2 separate regions of the Homo sapiens genome follow, and region 2 is linked to region 1. Evidence: read pairs that join two places in POLR2A ChIA-PET (ENCODE). Cell type or tissue: OCI-LY7. All regions are shown on one strand.

Evidence for each region. Peaks named below come from ENCODE experiments on the same cell type or tissue, not always from the same donor. Only the 100,000 strongest peaks of a DNase experiment are listed, where the experiment ranks them.
Region 2: POLR2A ChIA-PET joins it to region 1 with 6 read pairs; 2 of 35 experiments call an interaction of 5 or more read pairs at or near these places.

The regions. Positions count from the first base shown.
Region 1 is chr14:71,113,531-71,121,530 of GRCh38, forward strand. PCNX1 (pecanex 1) reads left to right here. Exons shown (of 36, transcript NM_014982.3): 36 at 1-1,852. Among named protein-coding and RNA genes, the nearest start is that of SIPA1L1, 200 kb to the right of the region's middle. RefSeq lists a silencer at 3,202-3,496. In OCI-LY7, CTCF peaks have their summits at 2,879 and 3,090; DNase peaks (open chromatin) are centred at 2,821 and 3,221; H3K4me3 peaks cover 2,952 bases; H3K27ac peaks cover 4,550 bases.
Region 2 is chr14:71,411,226-71,419,225 of GRCh38, forward strand. All of the region lies in intron 2 of SIPA1L1 (signal induced proliferation associated 1 like 1), which reads left to right. Among named protein-coding and RNA genes, the nearest start is that of SNORD56B, 17 kb to the left of the region's middle. In OCI-LY7, no CTCF peak of the experiment used is centred here; no DNase peak of the experiment used is centred here.

The DNA.
Region 1 (8,000 bases):
GCTTCTGAGCAGCATCCTTCTGCCTCTGCTTAGCAGCTCTGCATTTGGTGGATTGCTGTTGTGAGTCATTCATCCAGCACTGGGCCTTTTAAGCTGAAGATTCACCCAGTGTCTAAAGTTGTCCTTTTCTTATAGCTAGCTTTCAAGCATCTTTCCTCCTAAATAAATATGTGACTTGAGAAAAAGGTAATAATGATTTTGTCAGAATTCTTTGAATTTATATTTACTAGCTACTTAACCATAAACTGCTGTCCAGATTGTTAATTTCATTTATATTTATTTTAATTAATTTGTCATGAATATGGACAAAGCCTTTTCTGGGGTGTGTGTGTGTGTGTATGTTTGTTTTTTAAGTCGTCATTATTCATTCGTATTCTTTTTCTGTGTAATGTAATCATATAAAGTTACTTTGGACAGAGACCCAGTTAATTTTCTCTTTTGATAGGATACATGGTTTAGATAAGGTATAAAGTGTCCCTTTTTATTCTAGAGGCTTTTCCTTTAATTCAGAGATTAGTGGAGATAATAACGTCAGTCAAGGCTAATGTGGTACATGGAACTTGCTAATGGAGGTTGGACATTCTGTTTCAGTCTTACATGGATATTGTTTCATTGGTGTTGAGGAAGAAAAAAATTAGATACTACCATGCATTGGGACAGCATAATTCTAATATTACATTGAATATGGCTTTTTAAAAATAAGTATTAAAAAGCCAATCGTTTTCTCCATTTATCTATCTTTTTTGTTTGTTTTTAATTTGGTTGATTGATATGCACCCAGGCCGTCTTATTTTTACTTGTTAAATGTCTGTCTAGGAAGAACTGTGATTGGAAAGGAATTAATTATTATACAAATAAATCTGGTAGGATATGAGTGGAGTAAGTTTGCTTGAAACAGAAGTATATTTTCTACTTTGAATCACCTCACCAGAGTCATCTGTCAAGAATTATGTATAACAATTTATCTTTATTGCCTACATACAACATACTTTTTCTGAATTAAGATAACTTCTATTTGTGAGTTGAACTTCATTATCTGCCATTTTGTGGAATCAACCTTACATTCTTTGGTGGAACTAGAGCTGATTGTCACCACAAGGTTATATGACAACTCTGTTCTAAGACTTATACCTATTATATAGGGTTATACCTTTTTTCTTATGCCTCAGCTCTGTACCTGACAATTTATGATTCAGTGGAGCCAAGCTAGAAGGAACAAAGGTCATCTAACACTGTGATGGGGATGAATTCCTGAGTTTTACCTGCACAATGAGGTGGTGCCCCGGAATTCACAACAGAGTAGTGATAGAGCATAAGATGGCTGCTCCAGATGACTCTTGGGTTTAGTGTACTTGTGATTGAACAAGATTTTTTATCTATGAAGCTTGATTCTACAACCAAAATAATAGAAATGGGGGGGGGGGGGGGAATCATGTCTGCTTATGCTTTTTAAAAGCTTATAGTTTAAGTAAAAGTAAAATGTAAAAACTGATTAAACCTATACAAGTCTGGCAATGAGCTCTGCATGAGGAAATGGAAGGAGGAATATTGAAAATGATTCTAGGAAAGTGAACGTAAGAAAGGAAAATGGGTTTTCCTTTTCTGATCATGGGCTCTGGAAAGTATTCATGGCCTTTACCAGCATTCAGTATAAACCAGAGATAAGGACATATGTACTTACGTGTGTCTGTGAGTGTGTGTGTGTCTGAGTGTTATTCTGAACAGCTTGTAAATATTGTAGTTGTTTAAAATGGAAAATAAAAGCTGAGTTCTTTTGGCAAATATATTGCATCAAAAATACAGTATTGACAGTGGATAAAACACTGAGGAAATAAATTTTTTTTCATTTTGCCTTCTGTCCATTTTTTGTCAAACTGAGAAAAATTAGAGTACACTATATTAAGTTCTGTATGGCATGTTCACACTTGGTTCTGAAATCATTTTAAACAAGCTTTGGCCTGTAAACATGTGCTTCAACTTGCAATAGATCAAAAGCGTACATCATACTTCATGTTAAAACATGGTCTGTTTCACACTTTTCTTAGTGCAAGGGTTGTAGTTTGTCTTCTGAATTTATCTCGATGTTACATATTAACAATATTAGATAGAACATGTAGGATAAAAATGTTCAATCACAGACTAAACTACAATACAGAAAATGGAAAGAACATTTGGATTATGGTCATCAAAGGCAGGTACAAACTTGTTTGGTATATTTGCAGTGTGTACTAACTCAGTGATTTCACATATAATACAGAAAATGCAAGCTAATTTACAATGAGAATAGACATATTCTTGATTAAATCACTTATAATCCTTTAATGCATCATTTTAACTATTTATTAGTAAGAACCAGAACCAGCAGGATACAGATTATATGCCTTTTGCATCAGAGTCCAAATAATTTGCTATCTATCTTTCCTCTGGGGTCACAGTGGCATAAAACATCTTCAAAGAAAGGCATTCCCTGGATTAGTTGCATTCCTCGTAGAGCCAGAGATTCAAAGGGCTGTTGACGTGAAATTTAGGTCCCATAAAACTTCTTCCTTATTCTTTTTTTTAATCCAGATCCTGCACAACCTTATTCTTAAAGTGCAGTTTATGTAAGATTTTTCCTCCTAAAGGATCCAAAAATGTTTCGCTGAACTGTAGCCAATGAATCTTGCCATGTTAGGTGTGTTTTCCCCTGGGGAAGGGTGGAAAGCAACACTTTGTGAAGTAAGGGCATGACAGAATGGTGGCTTCCTGGGTATATAAGCACTTACTTATATAAAATATTTATTCTTAGCCTGAGCAATAGAGACCCCTTTTCTACAGAAAAACTTGAAAATTAGTCGAGCACAGTGGTGTGTGCCTGTAGTCCCAGCTACTTGGGAGGCTGAGGTGGGAAGATTACTCCGCCAGGAGGCGAAGGTTGCGGTGAGCTGAGATTGCACCACTGCACTCCAGCCTGGGTGACAAAGTGAGATGCTGTCTCCAAAAAAAAAAAAAAAATTTTTCCTCCATAGGTGCTTATCCAAGGCAACTAAATATAATTAAGCTTCATCCTTGGGAAAATGTAATTTAATGCAAGAGGATCCCAAGGTTGCTTTGCAATTTCTCAAGCATTAACAGCAAATAACTGGAGATGAATCTACCTTGTCTGTGAAACTTTTAAAGATGCCATTCAGTTTCAGTGCCCAGTGAACCATGCCAAAAGGGGAAAGTCATCTTTCAGTCCGAGGTTCCTTTTTTCTTATGAGAGCACTATTTACGGATACAGAAGCAACCGGCCCATATAAAAATACTCCACATCTGTGGCCTCATCTTAAAGCAAATATTCTTGACCTGTCTTTATCATATAAAGTCAACATTCCAGGATAGCACTGAACTTAACCAGATACCCAGTAGTGCCTCTGTGTGTTTGTAATACAGTTGACCCTTGAACGACGCAGGGATTAGGGGTGCCAACGCCCGGCACAGTTGAAAATCTGCATATAACTTTTGATTACCCCGAGTCAACTCCTGTGAACAAAGGCTATCTTGAATTTGGAGGAAAGAGACTATTTCAGTGAGATACAGAAATAAATACAGAGACTTTATTTTTGTGAGATACAGAGATTTGGCTTGGCAGTTATTTTCTTTCTGCAGTTCAAAGGAATCATTCCACTGTCTTCTACCTTTCATGATTTTTTTAGTCTTGTTGCTCTTTTAAGGGCAATGTATTTTTAATCCTCCAATTATTTTTGTCTTTGATTTTTAAAGCTTTCCATATAGTGCCTGTGTGTAGTTTTCTTTGTATTTATCTTGCCAAAGTGTTTTTTATTATCACTGAATCTTGGCCATTATCTCTTCAAATATTCCTTCTGCCATATTATTTTTCTCTCCTCCTCTCACACCACAATTATACACATATTTTACCATGTCCTTTATCTCATGTTCTTTTCTGAATTTCCTATCTTTGGTCTCTCCATATTTAGTTTAAATATTTTATTCTACATATCTTCCAGTTGTTATTTTTCTTTCATCATCTGTATCTAATATTCTGCTAAACTGATCTATTGAGTTATTAATTTTAATTTGTATATTTTTCAGTTCCAGAATTTGCATTTGATCCTCTAATATATTTCCAGTTACCTGCTGATGTTCTTGCTCACTATTTAATTTATTAAACATATTAACTACAGTTAAAGCTCATATATGATAATTCCAACATCTGGGTCTCCTGTGATTCTGTTTCTGTTGTTTTTTTTTTCCCCCTCTTGTTTCTCTGTTTTGTCTTTTGTCTGTGTATTTCTGATTGAATACCAGACACTGGTATTCATTCAGAATACATTCTGATTGAATGCCAGACACAGTATATGAAAATCTGTACATAATTGAGGCTGTAGATGTTATAATCTTCCTCAAGATGATCTACTTTTACTTTTGGCAAACAAGGTAGGAAATAAGGGAATGAGCTGTTTGGAAGATGATCTTCAGCCTTCTGAGAACTGATCTGTTTCTCTTTTACTACTAGGGTGTAGCCCTTTAGATATACAAACTTAAAGACTGGGTTTCATCTTTGGCGGGCCCTGAATTGTAATTACAAACACCCCAGCCTTGTGAAAGTCCAAAATCACTGCTCAGTTTCTCAGCCACTGCTTTCAAATTGGCAGATGTGGCACTGAAACCATCCCCAAGAAAACTTTATAAAATTGATTAAGGGAGAAAATAAAATTCAACTAGGTTTGCAGTACAATGAGCAGTAATCATTAAGCCAGCTTGCCCTTTGGCCTACTTCCCTGTAGCTGGCCGCTGCTTACTACCCCAGGAAAATGTAGGCCTTGTCACAAGACTTTGTTCTATAGCTAAAATCTAAGAGTTTCTCCTTTAGGTTTTGCATATCAACGAAACTACTGACACCGGCTGGCTGAAGGGCCCCGTAAGAAGCTGACTCATGGAAGAATAGTTTCCATATCCTATGATTTCATCTCTTTACCAGGACCAATCAACAACCCCAATTTTCCAGCCTGTTGTCCTCCACCATCCCCTTAAAGACACGCCCAGAACCCCTCGAGGGAACAGATTCATGGCTTGAGAATTCCCCTCCATTTTCTCATCCAGCAGCCTTGGATTATTAAATTCCAATGTTGCTGCAGTTCCCGTTGTCAGTGTAGTATTGATCTGTTGTCGCCCAGCGGGCATACAAACCTGGCAGTCCTGTTACAACACCAAATACCAGTCTTCCCTCTCTGGGCTTCCTTCTCTCTGGGGTCTTGGCCCCTAAAGTCGTAGTTACTGCGGTAGCACTCCAACACCTTCAAGTATATTTTTATGCTTTGTACAGCTTTCCTCATTATTTTTGATTGAAGGGTTGATCTGAAACAAGCTAACCTCTTGTCAAGTCTTTTCTTAATGTCAGTTGGCATCCTCACCCATCTATTACAACATCTAATTACTTAAACTTTGACTTGCCTTTGCCTTGACTTTACTGGCTATATTCTTTCATTTCAGATTCAGCCATGCCTTAGTTGCTAGCTAGCCTACTGATTGTACCCAGCCACTATTGGAGGGTTAGAGTAGTGAGAGGAGTGCACAGGGTTTTGTGGTACAAACCAATCCACTTGAATAATGGGAGCTGAGGGAAAACAAGATCAGTGGCCTCCAAAGTGGGTGTGGGCATGGCAGCTATCTGAAATCTGTGTCCCACCCAGTCCAAAATGTATCATAGAGGTAGGCCAGACACCTCAGGTAAAGCAGAGATGTCTAGACCAGTGACACATACGCAGGATCTGACCAACATTTTGTACTCTTGCAGGCTCTGGTTAGATGACAGAGTCACATTACTCATGATTTCAAGATCAGTGTTTTTTGTTACAGCACAGTGAGTTTTTTCCTGTTCACTTTTCTAGGCAGTGATTTTCCTGGCCTAAGGTCTTTTTTTTTTTTTTTTGAGATGGAGTCTTGCTTTGTTGCCCAGGCTGAAGTGCAGTGCACAATCTCGGCTCACTGCAACCTCTGCCCCCCAGGCTCAAGCAATTCTCCTGCCTCAGCCTCCTGAGTAGCTGGGATTACAGGCATGTGCCACTACGCTTGGCAAATTTTTTTGTATTTTTAGTAGAGAGGGGTTTCACCATGTTAGCCAGGATGGTCTCGATCTCCTGACCTTGTGATCTGCCTGCCTTGGCCTCCCAAAGTGCTGGGATTACAGGCGTGAGCCACCGTGCCCGGCCTGGCCTAAGGTCTTATTAACTCTCCTCCATTTCAGACATGACCCCCTGTGGAGTTATAGCTGCAACAATAGCAGAGACAGGATTTAGCCAATGCAGGGTGCTTTTCCAGCCCTAGCTTAACCTTTCCATTCATTCTAAATGAAATAAAATCTCCACAGGTAACCCAAGGACTGAAATAGGCTTCAGGTAAGAAGTGAGTGAACTTTGTATTTTTCCTGAGCTTGGTGGAATGAGTGTTTGGAAAAGTTAAATGGTTTAACTACTGAAAACCACCCAGGCCACAGGCATATGATTCATTTTGTGTGACCTTAGACTTTTTCTTGGAAGATTTGGGGCCAGAAAATAGGAAGCCAAAAATAGCTTCATTGGGATCAAATATTTTTCTTTCTGGAAACCAGAAAACTATTCAGTTCTGTAAGTTCCAACAAGTTCCTCATTAACATCACTATTTCTCTACCTATATTAAGTCACCCCCTTGAAATTCGGGTCACAAAGGCAACCTACAGGTAATGTGGGTCATGGATGAGAGGGCCAATGAAAAAAATGATGGCAGCCGGACACAGTGGCTCACGTCTGTAATCCCAGCACTTTGGGAGGCCAAGGCGGGCAGATCACTAGATGTCGGGAGTTCGACACCAGCCTGACCAACATGGTGAAACCCAATCTCTACTAAAAATACAAAAATTAGCCAGGCATGGTGGCACAGGCCTGTAATCCCAGCTACTTCGAAGGCTGAGGCAGGAAAATCACTTGAACCTGGGAGGCAGAGGTTGCAGTGAGCTGAGATTGTGCCATTGCACACCAGCCTGGGTGACAAAAGCAAAACTCCATCTCAAAAAAGAAAAAAGAAAAAAATGATGGCTAGTGAAACATAGGGGAAGCATTGGCGTCTCCAGTAATTAGATGGCTTGGCATAACACCAAGGCTCACCTTTTCTCCTGGCTCACCTGCCATTGGCCACACAGCAAGCCTCATGGAAACTGGACATGAGGCCTTTAAAAATCCAAGATCCTCAGTCTCTTCTCTTCTAGATAACATGGAAAATAAAATCAAATTTGGGACGCATTTTTTCATAGGGAAATTTTTATTAACATTAACTCCTCAAAAGTACAAGGTGTGTTTTAGATAAAGGAGAAAGCTGACATAAGAGCTGGAATTAATGTGGATAGAGAGGGACAGATTGACTATCCAAATATGGTTGTTTTTAGGGTTTGTTAGGAGTTAGTACTTAAACTTGATTTTTTCAGAACCTAAAGGTTTTATAAACTTAATAATTTTTTTGAGAACCCAAATTAGCCTCAGAACCAACTAATGATAATAAAAGTAGTAGATCAATATGTTGATCAAAATGCCAGTTTATTAATTTACAGTTCTAGAGATTTAGGGCACTCCCAGCTTTCTGTCAGAAGATAACTGAGAGGCCACATTGGCATCAGAAGTTAATGAACACAGAGCACAAGGAAGTGTATTTTTTCTTCCTGTGTTGGGAAACACATGCTTTATTATTATTTTACTGTTCTAGTGATAGAGGTGAGAGACAGAGAAATTCTAGGCAGACGGGCATGTCCTGAGGAAACCTCACCTTCAAGTCAAATTAGCCTGAAACTCACAGCCCAAAGTGAGAACTAATATTCCTGTTTGCCTACCATCTCCTGATTGGTTCTTTCTGAGTAATGTCTTTTTACCAATCAAATGTTGCCTTTTCCAAAACTACCTACGGCCTGCCCCAGCCCCATCCTGTGCCGATAAAGACCCCAGACTCAACTTGTAGAGAGGAGAGATGCTGGACTTTGGAGAAGAGAGATG
Region 2 (8,000 bases), 300 kb after region 1:
GCTAAGAGAGGGAAAAAATGTTTATGTTTTGAAACTTTATTATGAGTTTTTTATTTAAAGACTTACTTAAATCTAGAAAAAGGGGGTAGAGGTTAAATTTCATATCGTGCACTACAACTTCTGAACCTTCCTAGTAATTTCTGGGCTTTCCTTTCTTTGTAGCATTGCTTTGTTCTCTTAGCCATTGATAGATATTGAGAAGTTGTCCTTGAACCTGTCATTATTTTTCTAGCTCTTAACTGGGGCTGCCTTCCCCAGTTGTCTTCTCTCTGTAGTGGAGGTGTGGTAGTCTCTACACTGATTTCACGGGCACCTTGAATCTAGAACTTATGTTAGCCTCTTCTACTCCGTTTCAGCTTTGGATAAGCATAGCATTCAGCAAAGCTTCCCAAGGAGTTGGCTGGGCCAGAGGTTGCAATGAGTGGGAGCTCCCGACTGGAGTCCTGCCTCTGGCACAGGTTCTACCTGGACTGCCAAACCTTCTGGTGCTTTGGGGTACGAGCACCGGTCTTTGCCCCACTACCCACAGCCCCTGGCCCGCTTGCTGCTTCGAGTTACTGTAGTTCAGCCTGATTTGGGTAGTTCCTGTGTACACTGAGGATTCAGAAGACAAAGTCAGACTTTAATTAGAATAAGCCCATTTGCCACATATGGAAATCTTGTTCAGTTAGAATGGAGTAATTCTGATGGAATCTTTCTAAGTGTGTTCATAAATCCTGTCCTTTTGCTTGAGTTTAAAATTTGCATGTTTATTCATGTTCCTAAGTGGATTACTACTGCAGATCAGCTGCCAGCCATGTCTTATTTATATAATTAGTTGTAGCTCATTAGTTAAAGATTAACAAAACGAAGTACATATTTTGAGTGTTATAGATTTCTTCACCTATTCTATGGGTGCAAGCTGCAGGCCAGTTGTGTAAAAACAGCAAGTTTTGTTATCTTAGATATCTGACTCTCAGAATATCTTTTAGAGCAAGCTTGTCCATCCTGCAGCCCACGAGCCACATGTGGCACAGGATGGCTTTGAATGCAGCCCAACACAAACTTGTAAACTTCCTTAAAACATTATGAGACTTTATTGCAATTTTTTTAAAGCTCATCAGCTATCGTTAGTGTATTTTATGTGTGGCTTAAGACAATTCTTCTTCCACTGTGGCCCAGGGAAGCCAAAAGATTGGACATTCCTTCTTTAGAGGTTTATTTTACCCACGGTTTTCTTCTGATATTTGTACGATTTGGTTATGGTAGTGTAGGAAAGGCCTGTTGCGGGGTCTTACCGAGCTCTGTTCTACCGTATTACATGAGATCATAGTGTGAGGGCATGATAGGCCCTTGGTAAGTCTTGTTTGAAGTGCTTTTTTATTTAGCTGAATAAAAGGTGGGAGGCCTAATGTCCGGGGTGATAGGCTGGGAAGAGGAACTTCCCCTTTTGTCTTCAGTAGGAATTGGGAATATCTGTGAGTGAAACTACTAAGTTCTGATGATTTTTATTCTTCTTAGCTTCCATTTTATGTGATTGGGAACAGAGTTTGGCAATTACATAGTTTGAAATAGTGTTTAAAATTATTTATTGGAAGCTCTTATGGACGTGTCTGACTTATTTAATACATTTTAGAAATTGGTACATGTGCTGTAGATGATTACTATTGGGCATGTGTGTGGGTATTCTTTTAACCAATAAGCTTAGCATTCATAGGAAATACAACCATGGTGGGAGCTTAGTAGGTGATCTGAAATGAGCAGTGTGAGAATTGTGGAATTTCCAAATATGCAGTGTTTGGTTTCTTCGGAACAGGGTTTCTAAACCTCACCAGTATTTTCGCTTTAGGCAGGATAATTCTTTGTTGGAGGGGACTGTCCTGTGCATTGTAAGATGTTTAGTGGCTTCCCTGGTTTTTGTGTATTACATGCCAATAGTGTGCCCACCCCCCACTTCACTTGTGATGACCAAAAATGTTACCAGATGTTGCAAGATGTCACCTGTGGGTACAAAATTGCTCCCTGTAGAGAACTAGTATTTTGGAATAGTGATTCCCATAGGCATGTGATGGACCAACTCATCAAAATCACTTTGTTGTTGTTGTTGTTTTTTCTTCTATACATACAGCTTCCAGGGTGAGATCTTTGAGTAGCAGTCTGTGGACAGACTGAATGAATAGCCAAGCAAGAATTTGTTGTTTAAGTGGGAATGGCTGTTGGTTGGCTTAAATTTAAATATGTGTTGAGGCGGGGCATAGTGCAGTGGCTCACGCCTGTAATCCCAGCATTTTGGGAGGCTGAGGCGGGTGGATCACCTGAGGTGAGGAGTTCAAGATTAGCCTGGCCAACATGGTGAAACCCCGTCTCTGCTAAAAACACAAAAATTAGCCGGTGTGGTGGTGCACACCTGTAATCCCAGCTACTCAGGAGGCTGAGGCAGGAGAATTGCTTGAACCCAGGAGGCGGAGGTTGCAGTGAGCTGAGATCTTGCCACTGTACTCCAGCCTGGGCGACAAGAGCAAAACACCGTCTAAAAAACAAAAGCCCAATAAATGTGTATTGAGCTGCACATAAAGAGATTACCAATTAAAGAAGGTTTTAGAGACAAAGTATAAAATTTCATAATTGTGATTTGATTAGTAGTGGTGATTTTTTTCCCCTTTTACTTACTATGAGTTATAGTTGTGTGTTTTTCAAAATTTGGAAATAACTACTAATAAAGTTCATAATTATTTTAATCTAGGTTTTGAGAGATTACCTGAAGTTGCACTCAAAAGCAAGATATACTACTAACTTTGAAATGGAATAAGGTGAGTTGGTGGATTAGTTCCAAAGTCACATTGCAGGGAGGAAATGTCACTCAAACTGTCATTCTTAGAAGACCTGCTATTTGGCCAGGCGCTGTGGCTCACGCCTGTAATCCCAGCACTTCGGGAGGCTGAGGTGGATGGATCACCTGAGGTCAGGAGTTTGAGAACATTCTGACCAACATGGTGAAACCCTGTCTCTACTAAAAATACAAAAATTAGCTGGGTGTGGTGGCACACACCTGTAATCTCAGCTACTTGGGAGGCTGAGGCAGGAGAATTGCTAGAACCCAGGAGGTGGAGGTTGCAGTGAGCCGAGATTGTGCCATTGCACTCCAGCCTGGGGGACAGGGCGAGACTCCATCTCAGGGAAAAAAAACAAAAACAAAAACAAAAACAAAAAACCCTGCTCTTTATAGCAGAATTTTGATTTATCAAATGTCCGATATTTTCTGCCCACTGGCTTTTCCCTTTTTGAAGTGGAAAAGGAAAATATGGGAAATGCTTGTGCAGTTTTAGTCATTGATTTCTGAATTCATTGTTGTCATCTTTGCAGATGAAATAGTTTGGATAATTTTCTGGCTACTTAAGAAGGTTTTCTGTTACATGTTTATGTTTTCCCTCCATAGTGAATGCATTTAAAATCTTCTCTATGTTTCTTGAAATTAGGTGAGAGCTTATACTTCAACCCATGTTCTAAGAATCTTGTTAACTCTAATGCATTGGTGTATAGTTTGGGGTGCCAGGCTTTTCCTGAATAATTGAGAAATGATCAGATGATCTACCCTTTGACTGACGTATACTGGTATATGCATTACTATTGCTCTTCGAGTGACTGTACTGGCTTACTCATTTCTTAAACATTTTAAACAATTACAAAAGGATATTCTTTTATTGAGAAAAACAACAGCTTAATGCAGATTAAGGGAGACGTATTTTATACAGGCCAAAAATACTGTCATATGTTAAATTCTGGGGTTGTATAGGTTTCATTATACTTAACCTTGATCTCAGCCAGATGCTGAAACAAAGACCTTGGAGTTTTTCTCATTTGTTGCTTTGTCAGAAGAAAATTTCCTAAGGAGTCAGCTCTTCTGGAGTGACTGCATCCTATAACGGATGGTCAAGTTATCTGACCATCTCCCCTCCATAAACCTTTGTGCAGAGCTTAGGGGATGGGTAATTGGAGCACTGCTTTTAAAGTGGCTTGCTATTTGTGACCTTCCTTGAATTTCAGTAAGGGAAATTTGGGAATCATTATCTCTGAAAATGTTTTTAAAGTACATTAGGGCACTTTTCTGGGTTACATTTATTTGACCGTTCCCAGCATCATTCTTCTTTAATAGAGGTGGAATCTAAGATTTTTAGATATCTGTAATTTTTAGCCATTTGAAAAATCCAGGCTTATAATAGCAACACAACTGAAAAACTGTCTTTGAAAACATAACATCTTTGGAACTGCCAAGAATTGCTTAATGGTGAAGCAAGCAGCCTGCAGGAATGCTCTGTGAATGTAGCTCTGCTCTGGTACTTCGAGAGGGAAGAAAAGTCAGTACATATTATTGAGTGCCCTGTGATTTTTACCTCAATCTTGGAAGCTGTTTTTCTAGATATACTTTTTTTTTCCCTCCAGAATAGCTATATGTTATTGAAATGTGCACCTTCAGTGCAGTTCTCAAATGTCTTAATTATTTTTTTTTTTTTGAGATGGGATCTCACTCTGTCTCCCAGACTGGAGTGCAATGGCATGATCTCGGCTCACTGCAACCTCTAACTCCCAGGTTCAAGCGATTCTCCCGCCTCAGCCTCCCAAGTAGCTGGGATTACAGGCGTGTGCCTCCACACCCAGCTAATTTTTGTATTTTTAGTAGAGATGAGGTTTCGCCATGTTGGCTAGGCTTGTCTTGAGCTCTTGACCTCAGATGATCGGCCTGCCTCGGCTTCCCAAAGTGTTAGAATTACAGGCGTGAGCCACCATGCCCGGATGTATTAATGGTATTTTAATAATAACTCTTGGTTGATAAACTTAAACATGACAGTTTTGAGCAGGCACCTTAAGTTCTGTATACTACCGTGAGGCCAGGCACTTGTTTAGCTTCTGTGTCATACAGCTACCCCTTGTATTTTGTTCTTTTTTTTTTTAGTATAATAAATCTATAGTTTTATTAACACAGAAACTGATAGTGTGGTATGAGGTTTACGTTTAAACAAAGTTTTCACAGAAATCTAACACATGCCTAAAAAGATTTTACAATCTAGCTCTAGATGCAAGTCCAGACAATATCAAGAACTGATGGATCTCATGACTCAAGACAGAGCATTTTGGGTTTCAGTTACTTGTTAGGATTTCTTAAAAATGGTTTTTGTTTTTTTTTTATGGGTTTTAATACACCTTGTCTTTTGAATTGAGTTGCTTCGTTTGATAACTTGAACCTCTGGGCACTGAAATATCTTCTTTTAATAGAAGTGATATCTGGTAATGCTGGTACAGTATCTCTAATAGGTCAGGTGGGAGATTCTTCTGTTATACATCCATTCTTACTCAGGTCTCCTCAGGCAACACAGGAGGAGGCCATGACTCAACAGTTCTCCCAACCTGTTGGTGACATGACTCTTCGCCTTCTAAGTGTATACTTCCTTCCTAAGTGCTATTTCTCTACTTAAGGGATATCTAAAACAATTTCTATACTCTAAAAGAAAGAAAAATCTACACACACACACACACACACACACACACACACGCATGCACACACACACAACCTTGTATATATATAGTTTTATGTGTACCTTATTAAATCCATCATTCTTTTTTAAATTATTTTTTGAGCAGCATTATTCTAGAATATAAATACTGAATTGAATAAGCATACTTTTTTCTTTTCCTTTAAACACACTTTTAAAATACAGTTTTTAAAATTAAATAGAAACATGGTCTCACTGTGTTGCCCAGGCTGGTCTGGAACTCCTGACCTCAAGTGATCCTTCTCCGTTGGCCTCCTGAAGTGCTTGGAATAAAGGCATGAACCACCGTGCCTGGCCTGCATGTAACTTTCGACTCCTCCAGAACTTAACTACTAGTAGCCTACAGTTGACCAGAAGCCTTACCAATAACATGAACAGTTGAATAACATGCATTTTGTATGTTATATGTATTATATACTGTGTTGTTACAATAACATAAGCTAGAGAGAAGAAAATGTTATTAAGAAAATCCTATTGGGAGGCCGAGGCGGGTGGATCACGAGGTCAGGAGATCGAGACCATCCTGGCTAACACGGTGAAACCCCGTCTCTACTAAAAATACAAAAAATTAGCCGGGCGAGGTGGCGGGTGCCTGTAGTCCCAGCTACTCGGGAGGCTGAGGCAGGAGAATGGCGTGAACCCCAGGGGGCGGAGCCTGCAGTGAGCCGAGATTGCGCCACTGCACTCCAGCCTGGGCGACAGCGAGACTCCGTCTCAAAAAAAAAAAAAAAAAAAAAAAAAAAAAAAAAAGAAAATCCTAAAGAAGAGAAAATATATTTGCTATTCATTAATGGAAGTGGATCATAAAGGTCTTTATCCTCATTGTCTTTGCATTGGGTAAGCTGATGAGGAGGAGGGAAAGAAGAGATTGGTCTTGCTGTCTCCAGTGGCAGAGGTGGAGGAGGAGGAAGGGGAGGCAGGAGAGGCAGGCACACTTGGTGTAACTGTTATTGAAAAAATCCACTTTTAAGTGGACATGCACAGTTCAAACTCGTATTGTTGAAGGGTCAACAGTGCTAGACAGTTTTATTTTCTAAATGCTAACTATAATACAGTATAAAAATACTAAAAATGTATAGTAGCTAGGGGATGATTAGAGAATCTTCCTTTCATCTTTGGCTGTGACTAGTTTGAATTGAGTTTGACATGGCCTGAGGTCACTTCAGAATTATTTTGTTACACGTTTTTATTATCCAAAGCCCATTTCTTTGTTCTTAAAGAAGAAAATGATAGGAAATCCTTTAGCCTAACAAACATTTTTATCAGCCAGTAGAATGGTGATCTGACTCTTTCGTATTTACTAATGCTGTTGTACCCTTTTTCTCTTCAGTAGGAACAACTTATTCTCACTCAGCTTTTATTTTTATGTTCTCCAGAACATAAGAGAGCAGCTGCCCATGCCAAATAGTTACCTCTTTTAAACTCATTCTACTGGAGCAAATGGTAAGAGGTATTTGAATTAAGTTGTCTTTGGAGGGGTGTGCCTTATTTCTTAATACCTGATTATTTTTTTGGGCCCAGATCTGCATGGGTATGATTGTCTATAGTAGTATATTGTAATTTTATAATGGTACCATGTTGCCCACTTTCTTGACTGTCTCATATATTTAAAATTTGCTAATAGTGGATTTGAACAAAAGTCTAAAGGAAGGAATCAGAAAATAAAGAAGAGAGAACATGAACTATGTGGATGTAGTTGGAGGTCAGGGTAGGAATTGTGCAGAGCTCAGCCCCACCCCCTACTGTCCCTATTTGACTTAAAAAGTTGGGTGACATGAGCATTTTTGAAGACCTGGCTTCTGAGACAGCAGGTCACACGGCAGAACTGGAGAAGAAGCTTGGGAGAAGCTTGCATTTGCCAGTTGATCATGAATTGCTAATGTTTCTCGAAGGGCTTAGGAAACAGTGATGGGGATTTTATTTTAAAACCTGGACTTCATTTTAATGTTTGTCAATCCCTCAGCATATTTTATATATAAGAGGAAGTTGTAAATGTCTTCACTAGTATTTAAGTGCCTTTCCCCAAAACCATGTATGGAAAATTAAGGCCATATGGTGGGTAAAGTCTTAAATGTGGGGAAGTTCAGCATGCCACGTTCTGGAGCTTTTGGTGCTCCTGCGGGGAGGGCTTTATTGTATCTTTTTGGAAAAGATTTTTAATAAGCAGGAGAATGTAGCGTTGAATGTCCTTGGCTTGAAGGCCATTACTACTCACATCTGCACAAAATGGGCCAAGGTCTTCAGTGAGTAGATGATAAGGGAAACACAGTGGTATGGGTGGGCAGCCCTTCCGCCTGATATCAGCCTCTCAGAGCAGGGGTGTTTCCTGAACCGTTGCTGTCTCAGCACATGACTAGCCTTGAGTTCTGCCTGTAATAGTTTCCTTAATTAAAACGGTCTGATTGGCACTCTGGATGAGCGTTCAGTAGGTTAAATAGTGAATGGTTGCTGTAGAGCTAACGGACTTTGTTT